2 separate regions of the Mus musculus genome follow, and region 2 is linked to region 1. The links are chromatin loops, found by intact Hi-C in ENCODE. Cell type or tissue: heart. All regions are shown on one strand. Links, peaks and the distances in the headings refer to the core of each region. The heading gives the core; the rest is flanking DNA.

Region 1 (5,895 bases), core at 1,103-5,102:
GAGACAGACAGAGAGACAGACATACTACATACATGAAAGCAAAACATTTATATGCATAAAATAAATCTAATAAAGTAAAATATTTGGGACTACAGGTATTTTAAAGTTCTTTTTCTTTCAAAATTTGAAATGTACACATATTTTCTCATTTCTTATCTTGGTTTTTTGCTTTTGTTTTGTTGTTGTTGTTATTGTTGTTTTTGGTTTTTTTAAAGATAACATCTCACTGTATAGTCTGGCTAGCCTAGAACTTGCTATATAAACCAGGCTAGCCTTAAAGTCACAGAGACCTGCCTACTTCTCCTCCTAGGGCTGGGATTAAAGTCATTTGCTGCCAAGCACTCCTTGGAATAGATAGATACAGTGAAACATCTTGGAGAGGGAATCCAAATCTAAACATAAAATTCACTCCTGTTTAGCATACAACTTATAACATAGCCTCAGTGCAATTTTATATATTTGTATATAACCTAATACAGGGAACAACGTGTCATGGTGTGAGATGACCATACCAGTGCTTTAAAAAAAATGCAGATTTTGGATTATTCTAGATTTGGAATTTTTGGATTAACGGTACTAAACCTGTATCAGACTAGGGGACTTAAGTCATAGAAATTTAATTTTTTTTCATGGTTCTAGAGACAAGAAACCCAAGAGAGCAGGAAACAGCAGGTTCTGACTCTAGTGAGGAAACTCTTTCTAAACAAAAGAAATCCATCAGATCGGGCTGGTGAGATGGCTCAGTGGATAAGAGCACCCGACTGCTCTTCCAAAGGTTCGGAGTTCAAATCCCAGCAACCACATGGTGGCTCACAACCATCCGTAAAAAGATCTGACTCCCTCTTCTGGAGTGTCTGAAGACAGCTACAGTGTACTTACATATAATAAATAAATAAATCTTTAAAAAAAAAAAAAAAAAAAAAAAAAGAAATCCATCAGATCACTGTGCCCTCGTGCATTAGAGACAGGGAGCTGCCTTGTATCTCCTCATTGGGTACCAATCCCTTCATGACCGCATCTAATTCCCCTGGAGACCCTATCTCCAAACATCATCACTGTAGCGGTATGATAGCTAGATCTAAATGTTAATTTAAATGTTCATTTGACACAACCTAGAGTCACCGAAAAGGAGAGTCTATGTGAGGGATCGGTCTGTGGACATGTCTGGTGTGTATGTATGTGCCTTGATTGTGTTAATACACGAGAGCAGTACCATTTCCTGGGCTTGGGTCCTAGAATACAAGAGAGGTGTCCTAATTAGGATTTGTCTTGCTACAATGAATCACCATGACCAAATAGCAAGTTGGGGAGGAAAGGATTTAAGGAGCTGACACTTCCAGATCATATTTCATCTGAAGGAAGCCAGAACAGGGACTCAAACAGGGCAGGAACCTGGAGGCAGGAGCTGATGCAGAGGCCATGGAGGGATGCTGCTTACTGGCTTGTTCCCCAGGGCTTTGTTCAAGCTGCTTTCTTATAGAACCCAGGACCACCAGCCCAAGGGTGGCTCCACCCACAATGGGCCCTCCCACCTCAGTCACTAATTAAGAAAAGGCCCTACAGCCTGATCTTATGGAGGCATTTTCCCAGTTGAGTTTCCCTCCTTTCAGATGATCCTAGCTTGTGTCAGGTTGACATAAAACTATCTAGGACAAGGGGAGAGAGTGAACTGAGTCACAGCGAGTATGAATGTATCCTCTGTTCTCTGGCCTTGGGATTCTTTTTGTTTGTTTGTTTTTTGTTTGGGGGGGTGTTTGTTTTTGGAGTTTTGTTTGTTTGTTTTTCGGGACAGGGTTTCTCTGTGTAACCCTGGCTGTCCTGGAACTCACTTTGTAGACCAGGCTGGCCTCGAACTCAGAAATCTGCCTGCCTCTGCTTCTGCCTCACAAGTGCTGGGATTAAAGGTGTGCACCACCACGCCCGGCTTAGCCTTGGGATTCTTGCTGTCAGACATCGCTGCTGCTCACTGACTCTGATCTCTTTTCTTCCAGGCTACAGGAGTTTGAGATTTTCAGCCCCTGAATGTATGTGGCAAGGCCATTAGACTCACTTTCGCCAGCTCGTGACCATGGATATGAGGTAACCAGCTACCTCAAGTCCCTGTCACTTTGACTTCCTGAGGGAATGGTGGGTGTAACCTGGATGTGAAGCCAGATGAATACTTTCTCTCTCTAAGTTGCTATTGTCCGAGATGTCTTATCACAGCAACAGAAAGTAGGACACGGGGTTAGACCTTCAACATAGACTGGGGTGTGAGGTACACATCCAATCCAAAGACCTCATCTACCTATTAGGTGACACACACCTGCCAGACCACCCACCTCCCTGTGCAGTGAACAGGAAAACAGTTCAAGTCCTACAGATTAACTCCTCCAATGTGCAAGGATTCCAGGCCACTGACGTCAGATGACCCCAGATCAGTCCTTTAATAACCACCCCTGTGCCACTAGCATTTGTGTGCCACACTCCCCACACAACCTTTGCAACAGGGGAGGGGACAAATCAAGAAGGTCACCGTTCCCCTCCTCCCTCAGAAAACTGGGCCGGCTAGTCAGCAGAGAGAATTCTCAGGGGGAACGTTGCCCAGCTCCAGAAGTGGCCTTGGAAGCTGGCATGGTCCCCTGATTGGAAATAACCCCAAGGGAAGGACAGCCTGGCTGGGACCCAGGCTGACAGATTCCCTCTGGGGCTCCCACAGACCGGTTTAGCAGGAACTGCCCTCTGCACCCCTTACACTGTTCATGTTAGCACAGCCGGTCGAGGAGACAGCTTGTATTTCACCTTCAACAACAGTCCTTGTCCCCAGTCTCAGCACCCATGCCACACTGCAGGACTGCAAGCCCCTTCTGTTCTCTAGCCATCCCCCTCTACACACACTGCCTTTCCTACCCCCTACCCCAGGGGTTTAAGGAGGCACCATGCGCTGTTTGGGAACACTGTGCCCCATCTCTATTAATAATGCATGCAGAGAGCCCATCTCCGAGGAGCTCCAAGTGCTTTCCAGGCATTATCTAATTAGCCCTCACCACATCCCGGTGAGGTTCAACAGATGCTGAGCTCCAGCGAAGCCATCAGGGAAAAAAAAAAAAAAGAAACATTGGCTCAAACAGAGCAGCTAAGGTACACGGGCCTCCTCCTGGCTCTCCACCAAAGCAGGAGGCACACAAACGGGCCTTACTCAAGGAGTGAGTGATACCCAAATACATGAAAAAGCAACTGTTTCCACGCCCAACAACACGACTGACACAGCAAAAGCAGGCCATGACACAGGTCGGCCACAAACTCCAACACTTCCGAGACCATCCAGTGAGTGTGGGAGGTGTCTGTGATGGACTCACACATGTTCCAGCTTCCAGTCAGGACATCTGACCTAGAGTGCGGGAGGCCAGTAAGATGGCTCAGCTCTTACAGACACTTGCCACCAAGTCTGAGGATCTAAATTCAATCCCTAGGCCTGACACAGTGAACAAAAGCAACTGACTTCCTCAAGTCATCCTGTGACTCCACGCAAGCACTGTGACACACATACACACACACATACACACACACACACACACACACACACACACACACGAGAGCAATAAACAAACAAAATAGATGAAGAATGGAAAACTTAGCATTAAAAAATAAATTGAGTGATTGAACTTTACTGGATGCTCCTCTAGGCAAGCATGAGTTCATTTTTTCATTGTTTTCCAGGCAGGGGGAAGTAGGTTGTCGCACTATGAAGTGCCACACTATGCATCCCAATCCTGCCCCTGCCTCCAGAGCGCTGGGACGGTTGCAGATGCTCAACCTACAGCTGCAATCTCCTTCCGAGAATCATCTGCCTTCTCAAGAAAGAGACCTATGGATGGGGCTGGAGATGAGGCTCAGTGGTAGAACACTTGCCTAGATATGCAAGTTCCATCCAGACCTACAAAGTAATAATGAATAGCAATAGGAAGAGGAGGGAGAAGGAGGGGGAGGAGGAGGAGAAGAGGGAGGAGGAGGAGGAACTGAGCATGATAGCCCAGGCCTGCAATTCCAGACTGAGAGACTGAGGGAGGAGATCCTCTCGTGCCACGCCAGCCTGGCCTCTGTAATAAGGCCCTCTGTCCACAAAATTAAAAAGAATTGGTGGGGACTGGAAGTGGTAGTGTAATGTGTTGCAGTGCTGGGGACTGAGTGGGCCTTGTTCCAGAGGTACCTTATCAGTGAAGTAGATACCCAGTAGGTAGGTATGGTAAGCTTGCTGAACTTTCTGAACCAGGCGTGGGGGCTGGGATATGACAACCTCACCTTCCTGGAAGTCCAGGGATCTGGATTTTCTTCAGGGCTTTATTTCGACTGAGAAGGTTAACCCTAAATTTCAATCTGATTGAAGCACAGGAGGCCCAGGTTAAACTTTATAGCTGTGTGTGTCTGAGAGGGCAGTTCTGGATAAGATTAGCAGTTGAATACATGGACTGGATTAAAAAGAAAAAAAGCTATCCTCCCTGACATGGGTGGGCTTCACCCAACCAGTGGAGGGCCTGAGATGACAAAAGGTAAAAAGGGAGGCATTTGCCCTTCCATCTTGAGCGTGAGCTGAGCTGGCCCTTGTCCCAGCACCAGTTCCTCCGGTTCTCTGGCCTTGGGATTCTTGCTGTCAGTTATCGCTGCTGCTCACTGACTCCGATCTCTTTCCTTCCAGGCTGCAGGAGTTTGAGATTTTCAGCCCCTGAATGTATGTGGCAAGGCCATTAGACTCGCTTTCGCCAGTGAACAGTGGGCGGAGCGATGTCTGTCACTGGCAAGTGGAAACATTCAACTGCTGCCGCAGGTCTCTCCTGTTCTCTTCTTCTTTGTGGTCGCATCGAAGTCACACACAGAGGCTGGCCTGCATCTGTCAGGTTGCAGGAGTGACCGGCATGGCCTGAACCGCCCTGCTAGCCTGTAACACATGTACAAGACTCGGGTACCGTGGGGAAGCGTGTGCTTAGCATGGGAGAGGTCCCAGGTTCAGTCTCAGGCACCAAAATAAACAAAAACAAAAGCCAAGAGCAAGAGATACATTTGTTCCTTTTCCTTCTGTTTTTGTTGGCCGTGGTTTGGTTTGGTTTGGGGTTTTTGTTGTAGTTACTGCTTTGTTTTTAATTTTTAGATAATATACATATTTACCTATTGTATGTGGTATGTGTGTGGCCTCTTGTGAAGATCAGAGGACAACTTGGAGAAGTCGGTTCTCTCGTTCCACTCTGTAGGTTCTGGGAATCAAACTTAGACCTTCAGGCTTATCGGAGGGTGTTCTTACCTAATAGACCATCTCTTCTCCTCCTCTTTTTCTTTTCTTTTCTTTTCTTTTCTTTTCTTTTTTTTTTTTTTTTTTGAGACAACGGCTCACCCAAGGTGACCTTGGAATTATTTCTTTTCCTCCCCCTGCCCCCTGGCCCCCGCCCTGTTCTCTGTGTCTGTGTGTGTCTGTGTGTGCCTGTGTCTGTGTCTGCGTCTGTGTGTGCGCGCACGTTTGATGTGTGTGCATGTCTGTGTTGGGGTTCGAAGATAACTGTGGGATAGATCCTTGTCATCCGTGTAGTTCAAGACAACGTCTTGCCACAGCATATGCCAAGGTTGCTGCTCCCTAAGCACCTGGGGATTCTCCAGTTTCTGCCTCCCACTTCACAGCCCCTTTGCTTTACATGGGTTCTAAGACGTAAGCTCAGATCTTCACGTTTTCAAATTCAGACCCTTGCACTTGTAAGGCAAGCATTTTACCCACTAAACAAAGCGTTTTTTTTTTTTTTTTCCTGTTTTTCTCCTCCCCTTAGGGGATGGGGATTTCCCCAAGGTAACCCAAGCTGGCCTCAAACCCGTGAGTTCCTCTGCCTCCGAGGTACTGGGATGACAGCTATACCCAGCTAATAGGACTGTCAC
Region 2 (5,895 bases), core at 1,021-5,020, 54 kb before region 1:
GCTGGGACTGGAACACAACAGAGCAGAGATTCTCAACCTGTGGGTCCCAACCCCCACAGACGTCCCCTATCAGAGATCCTGCAAATCAGATATTTACATTATGATTCGTAATGGTAGCAAAATTACTGCTATGAAGTGGCAATGAAATAATCTTATGCTTGGGGGTCACCACAGCATGAGGGATTGTACTAAAGGGCTGCAGCATTAGGAAGGTTGAGAACCACTATAACAGAGGTTCAGGTCCTCTTCTAGGCTTGAAAGTTGCTGGCAGACCTCGTTGCTTTGGGAACAGAGGGCTAAGGTCCTAATTTTCCTTCTAGCTGTCATCCTGGATCCACTGTCAACAGCTAGATAAGCTGGCCTGGGCATAGTGTATCATACCTGTAGAACCAGGACCAGGACTTGGGAGGTAGAGGCAGGAGCTACATCGAGAGTATGAAGTCAGCCTAAGTTCCATGAGATACTGTCTCAAAATAAATAAATAACAATAAAATTAGAAGTTGTAGCTGGGGATAGTGACCCATGCCTTTAGTCTTAGCACTTGGGAGACAGAGGCAGGTGGATCTCTGTGAGTAATGTGATCTGCATAGTGAGTTCCAGGATAGGTCAGGCTACATGGTGAAACTCTGGGGCAGCGGGGGAGCTAGAGGTTGTGTGAGTTCCCAGCCATTAAACTCACAAGCATGGTTCCTAATTCGGATGTGTCTCTCTGTGTCTTCCTCTCCTTCAATCAGCAAGACAAAATCCTGCTTTTAAAAAGTCTGTGTAATTATCTCAGTTCTACCACCATCCAAACTTGGCTGCCACATCTTAAGGATAACTGACTTGAGATCTTAATTATATGTGGGGGGAAAATCCTTTTACAGGAGGAGTGCCTAGATTCATGCTGTAGTAAGTACCTAGGACAGGATATACATACGCCAATGGCCAGCATTTTGGGGAGCCCCTCTGAGTCCTGGCCCTGGCCCAAGAAGATCCACATTCCAAAAGCAAAATCCATTCACCCCACCTGAGGTTCCCAAAGGTTTTTATCCCCTTAAAGCACAGTGGAGGTTTAGTAAGCAGAACAATTCTGTGCCCTGTGCATCTCAGCATCTCGGTGTTCAGCTAAGGCCCTGTACACTTTCTAGCTGACACCTTAGTCTGTTTGCCTGGTCTCCTTTCTCTAACAGAGCAGGTATCGTTGCTATAATCTTTTAGTCTTACATCTGGTGTTCTTCAGGAAACTCTCTCTTTCTCTCTCTCTCTCTCTCTCTCTCTCTCTCTCTCCCCCCCTCCTTCCCTCCTGTTTGTGTTGGTCATGTTCCAACCAATAGCTCTCCACCAACGTCTGATTAAACTGGCCTGGATAACTGGCTTTGCTACCTGGATTCTCCCCCTCCCTCTGGCATAGTCCCTATTTGCCAGAAAGACAATATGGTCTCATGGCAAGAGTTAGGACCTTGGAATTAAGTAAATGCAGATTCAGATCTTTCTCCTCCAACAACTTCTAGATGAATATACTTAGTGTCTTGGGCTCCCCATCTCCTCCTCTATTTGTTTGGGGGAATCTCTACCATGCTTGGCAATGAAAGTATACAATATTCATGAGAATTAAATAACATGAGATCCACAGCACATATTCACTGGGTCCATGGAATGGACCTATGACTCGAGTGCTTGGAACATCAAGGCAGAAAGAACAGGAGTTGAAGGTCAACTTCAGCTACATAGCAGGTTCAAGGCCTGCATGCGCTCTACAAGTGACCAACAACAAAGTAGACTGACGGCATGTTACAAGTGTATGATTGGGATGTTAAGTGTCCTCTCTCAACCTCCTACCCCATACTATTACCACTCTCTTCTCCCTCTCAAGAGGTACTGCAGGCTGATGATCCAGCCATGGTCATCCAGTTCTCAGTAGAAGATGTTCACCTTATGGTTGCATCCAACCTGATTCCGTGGCAATGACCACCAGACATGAGTTCTGCGACATGGACTTTGATGCTAACCCATCATTTCCAGGTGGAGCGATTCGAGTCATAATCCTGGTCTCCCAGTGTCCGGATGCCATCTGCCATACTTTTGTTTCAAAATGCACTTGGACCACGTTCTCGTCCACTGTTGCTGTTCTCTTAACAGATTTATGCTCCTAAGAGAAAGAATTTGAACTTGAAAGTGTTTCAAATACATCCCTTCTAGAGATTTGGGATTAACAACGGATTAATGGTCAAAAGTAACTTCACCAAAGAATAGCGGCTGCCCAGAAGGACCTGGTACGGACTGCCTGGTACAAAGCAACACTTTCTGGTGAACTTCTTAAGGCGCTGATATGAAAGGGCCAAGAGTCACCTACTTAAGTAATGCTCTCTTTGGCAAAGCAGTGCGGTTCAGTTCCTTGGTCACAATGAACTATTATGTGTATAAGACACTGACTTAAGAGAAGTATCAACCAGTCATAAGACTTTATTGTTTAATACCTAAAGCATGATTCTAACTCGGTGGTATTTTTTGCAAACCTAATGTCCATCACATAAGAATGATTTGAACAGCTTGTCTCCTTCGTTAAATACTTTTGATTTCAAGCAATCATCAGAACACCACTACAGACATCCCCGCTGGAGAAAGAATAGTACAGAACCAGGAGCCACCATAGCTCAAATGCCTTCTTCTTCATCTTTGTGCTGCTAAGCAAGACTCTAAGGGCAAGAATGAGACATTCGCTGAGTCCTAATGACCCAGACATGGAGAGCACCTCTTCCCCGAGTGGATCATGCCAAAGCAAGCCCCTTTAAGTAAACAGGCTCATCTATGAATCATTAGAGACAGAGGTGCCAAGAAAGCTACTGGATTAGTTCAGCATTATAGGCAGGAGGCTTGCAGTTGCCAACTGCTTTATAACCATTTTTATGAAGTATTACTCACAGTCCTCCAAGGAGCTAAATGAGGAAAATAAGTCTTTTACTTAAAGAGGCATTTGGCCACAGTCATTCTGGGAGCAGCAAGTTCATGTTCCAACTTCCAGACGACTCTCTAGGTCAACATTCTGTCACATGGAACACTTGGCCTAACAGCAAGAATGTCCTCATGTTAATGGACACAAGGTGTGAGGTTATATTAAGAGCCCAAGTTGAGTGGATCAGTGAAGTACAGCTGAGCCCAGAAGACAGAAAACCTGCTTCTGGCGATGGTCAGCTCTTTGATTAAAATCAGTGGTAAAGTCCAGGTACAGTACATTGGCCCTAACAGGGGCTGCTATGGTTTGGATTTTAAATGCTCCTACCCCCACATACTGAAGGTTTGATTCCCCAGAGTGGTTGTATTGAGAAGCAGTGGAGTCTTCCAAAAGAAGGTTCTAGTAGGACGTTGTGGTGGTTTGAATGAGAATGGCCTTGTGGGGTCATATATTTAAAGGTTTGGTTCCCAGTTGATGGAACCGTTTGGAAAGGATTAGAAGTTAAGGCTTTGTTGGAGGAAGTATGTCACTAGGGGTGGGATTTGAGGTTTTAAAAGCCTACCCTTCTCCCAGTTAGTACTCTCCCCACTCCCCCTCCCTCCCTTCTCCCTCCCCTGACCCCTTCCCCCTTCCCTCTCCTCCCTCTCTCCCCCATGCCCTTGCTTGTGAATTAGATATAAACTCTAAGATACTGCCCCAGAATCATCCCTGCCATGGTCATGCCCGCCCTCTGAAACTGTAAACAAGCCCACAATTAAATGCTTTCTTTTGTAAGTTGCTCGTTGTGGTGCTCTTTGCAGCAATAGAACAGTAAGGATGGCACAGGTCCTTAGTTGTAGGAGAGCATGCCCTTAAGGGGATTGTGGGACCAAGACCTTTTCCTTTTTGGCTCAAGACAGTGAGTTGATTTTTGCTCCTTCTTGTGATCCTGTCATCTTCTGCTCCTCCACTACAGGTCAAAAGAAGCTGCCTACCCCATTAAGGACTATGCATAAGGCCAAATAAACCTTTCCACTTTATAAGCTGATTGTCCCAGGCATCATCTGTTATAGTGATGAATGGCTGTGCTCTATGTACCTAATACTTCCCCATCATTTCCCACTGAGAGTCTTTCTAACAAAAAGACCTTTGTATTTAAATACAATGGCTTAGGTACATGTAATAGCCCAGAGGTAGATACCTCTAAGATTGTCTGGTGCCTCTGTCATCCTCAACATCTAGCTTCTTTGAGTTCAAGGCTCCAGGCTCTCCATTCCTCACCATCAGGAAGCAGATAGAATAAGGCCCAGCAGCACTTGGGAGATAGGAATTCAAGGTCACCCTTGGCTACTTAACAACATTGAGGCAAGTCTGACTGTTTGATATTCTGTGTCTTTAGAAAAACAAAAAAATCAGCTACTTGGCCACAAGTTGGAAAGAGGGCTAGGGAACAGAATCTGGTTGTATCTTCAAATGCCTGACAGAAACAGTGTATACAGAAAGAAGGATAATGGTGGACAGCAGGTAGCCATTAGCTCATGACACATAACAGGCAAGAATGTAGCGAGCGCCCTCAGATCCAAGGTGCACCTTCCATGTCGCAGTAAGAGGAAAAAAAAGAAAAACAAAAAACCAAGAGTAATGTTAACACTGATGTGACCACAGCAAATCTGCAATGGTGAAACAGGGGTGATGCCAGGATACAGACAGGTGGGATTCTGATACCTGTCCTATCATATGAGACATATGATAGGACATATGTCCTATCATATGATATCATAGGAGACCTTAAACATGCCAATCAAGGCCTCTGTCTGTGGTGGTTGGATATGCTTGGGCCAGAGAGTAGCACTAGTAGGAGGTTTTTGGCCTTGTTGGAGTGGATGTGGCCTTGTTGGAGGAAGTGTGTCACGGTGGGGGTGGGCCTTGAGGCCCTCCTCCTTGACACATGGGAAATACTCTGCTCCTGGCTTCCTTTGGAACAAGATGTAGAACTCACAGGTCTTTCTCCAGCGTCATGCCTGCTTGGATGCTGCCATGCTTCCCACCTTGATGATAATGGACTGAAGCGCTGAAAACTGTAAGCCAGCCCAATGAAATGTTGCCTTTTATAAGAGTTGCCTTGGTCATGGTGTCTGTTCACAGTAATAAAACCCTAATTATGACAACATCTTAATTTCTTCGTGCACAAAATTAAAAAGTTCCCTGACACCCACTTTCAATCCCAGCACTTAGCAGACAGAGGAGGGAGAAGGAGGATTGAGACCATCCTCAACTACATAGTAATTTTTGAGACCAGACTGGGGCATATGAGACCCTTTTTCAAAATCCATAAATAAATAAACAAAAATTATACTGGATGACAAATAAGCTTACTTCTAGACCTTTCACTTGATGATGTCAAGGTAGATAAAATAACATGATAAATTTTATAATAGACCATATCCCCTCAAGTTATATAAATGTAATAAATAGATCAGAACTGATATCATGACAACTTTTCAGTCAAAAATTAGATGTATAAGTTCTATCTGCTTGATTTGGTATTATAAATGAGTCTTCTGTGTTTCTAAAGTTATACTGTCAGTCAGTCTCCATCATTTACATCCAGTTATTAATATAGCTGCTTTCTTTATCTATTTGTTTGCTGGTTGGGGCTTTGGGTGTGTGTAGTTTATGGGAGGGGGAGTATTTGTTTGAGACAAGGACTCACTGTTTTCCTAGGCTAGTCTGGAACTCACTGGGTAGTTTGGATTAACCTCAAACTCATAGCAATCTTACTGCCTCAGACCCCCAAGCATGGGTATGAGTGATCTTGTCTAGCCCAATATATTTTTATTATATTTAATTATTCATGTGGGAATGGGGCACACATGTGGGGGGACAGGGGACAACTTGAGAAGGTTGTTTCTCTTCTTCTACCATTTGGTTCTACATCTCAGATTTATAAGCAAGCGTCTTTATCCTCTAAGCCATTTTGC

What was found. Peaks named below come from ENCODE experiments on the same cell type or tissue, not always from the same donor. Only the 100,000 strongest peaks of a DNase experiment are listed, where the experiment ranks them.
Region 2: a loop joins it to region 1, with 1.9 times the contacts of the local background. A loop is called at or near these places in 2 of 42 quality-filtered maps.

What each region holds. Positions count from the first base shown.
Region 1 is chr13:44,620,186-44,626,080 of GRCm38, forward strand. All of the region lies in intron 1 of Gm40931 (a long non-coding RNA gene), which reads right to left. Among named protein-coding and RNA genes, the nearest start is that of Gm40931, 14 kb to the right of the region's middle. In heart, for the core only: no CTCF peak of the experiment used is centred there; a DNase peak (open chromatin) is centred at 2,626; H3K27ac peaks cover 2,377 bases.
Region 2 is chr13:44,566,527-44,572,421 of GRCm38, forward strand. It overlaps Gm34276 (a long non-coding RNA gene), which reads right to left and starts at 2,117. Exons shown (of 5, transcript XR_873341.2): 1 at 1,915-2,117. In heart, for the core only: no CTCF peak of the experiment used is centred there; a DNase peak (open chromatin) is centred at 3,025.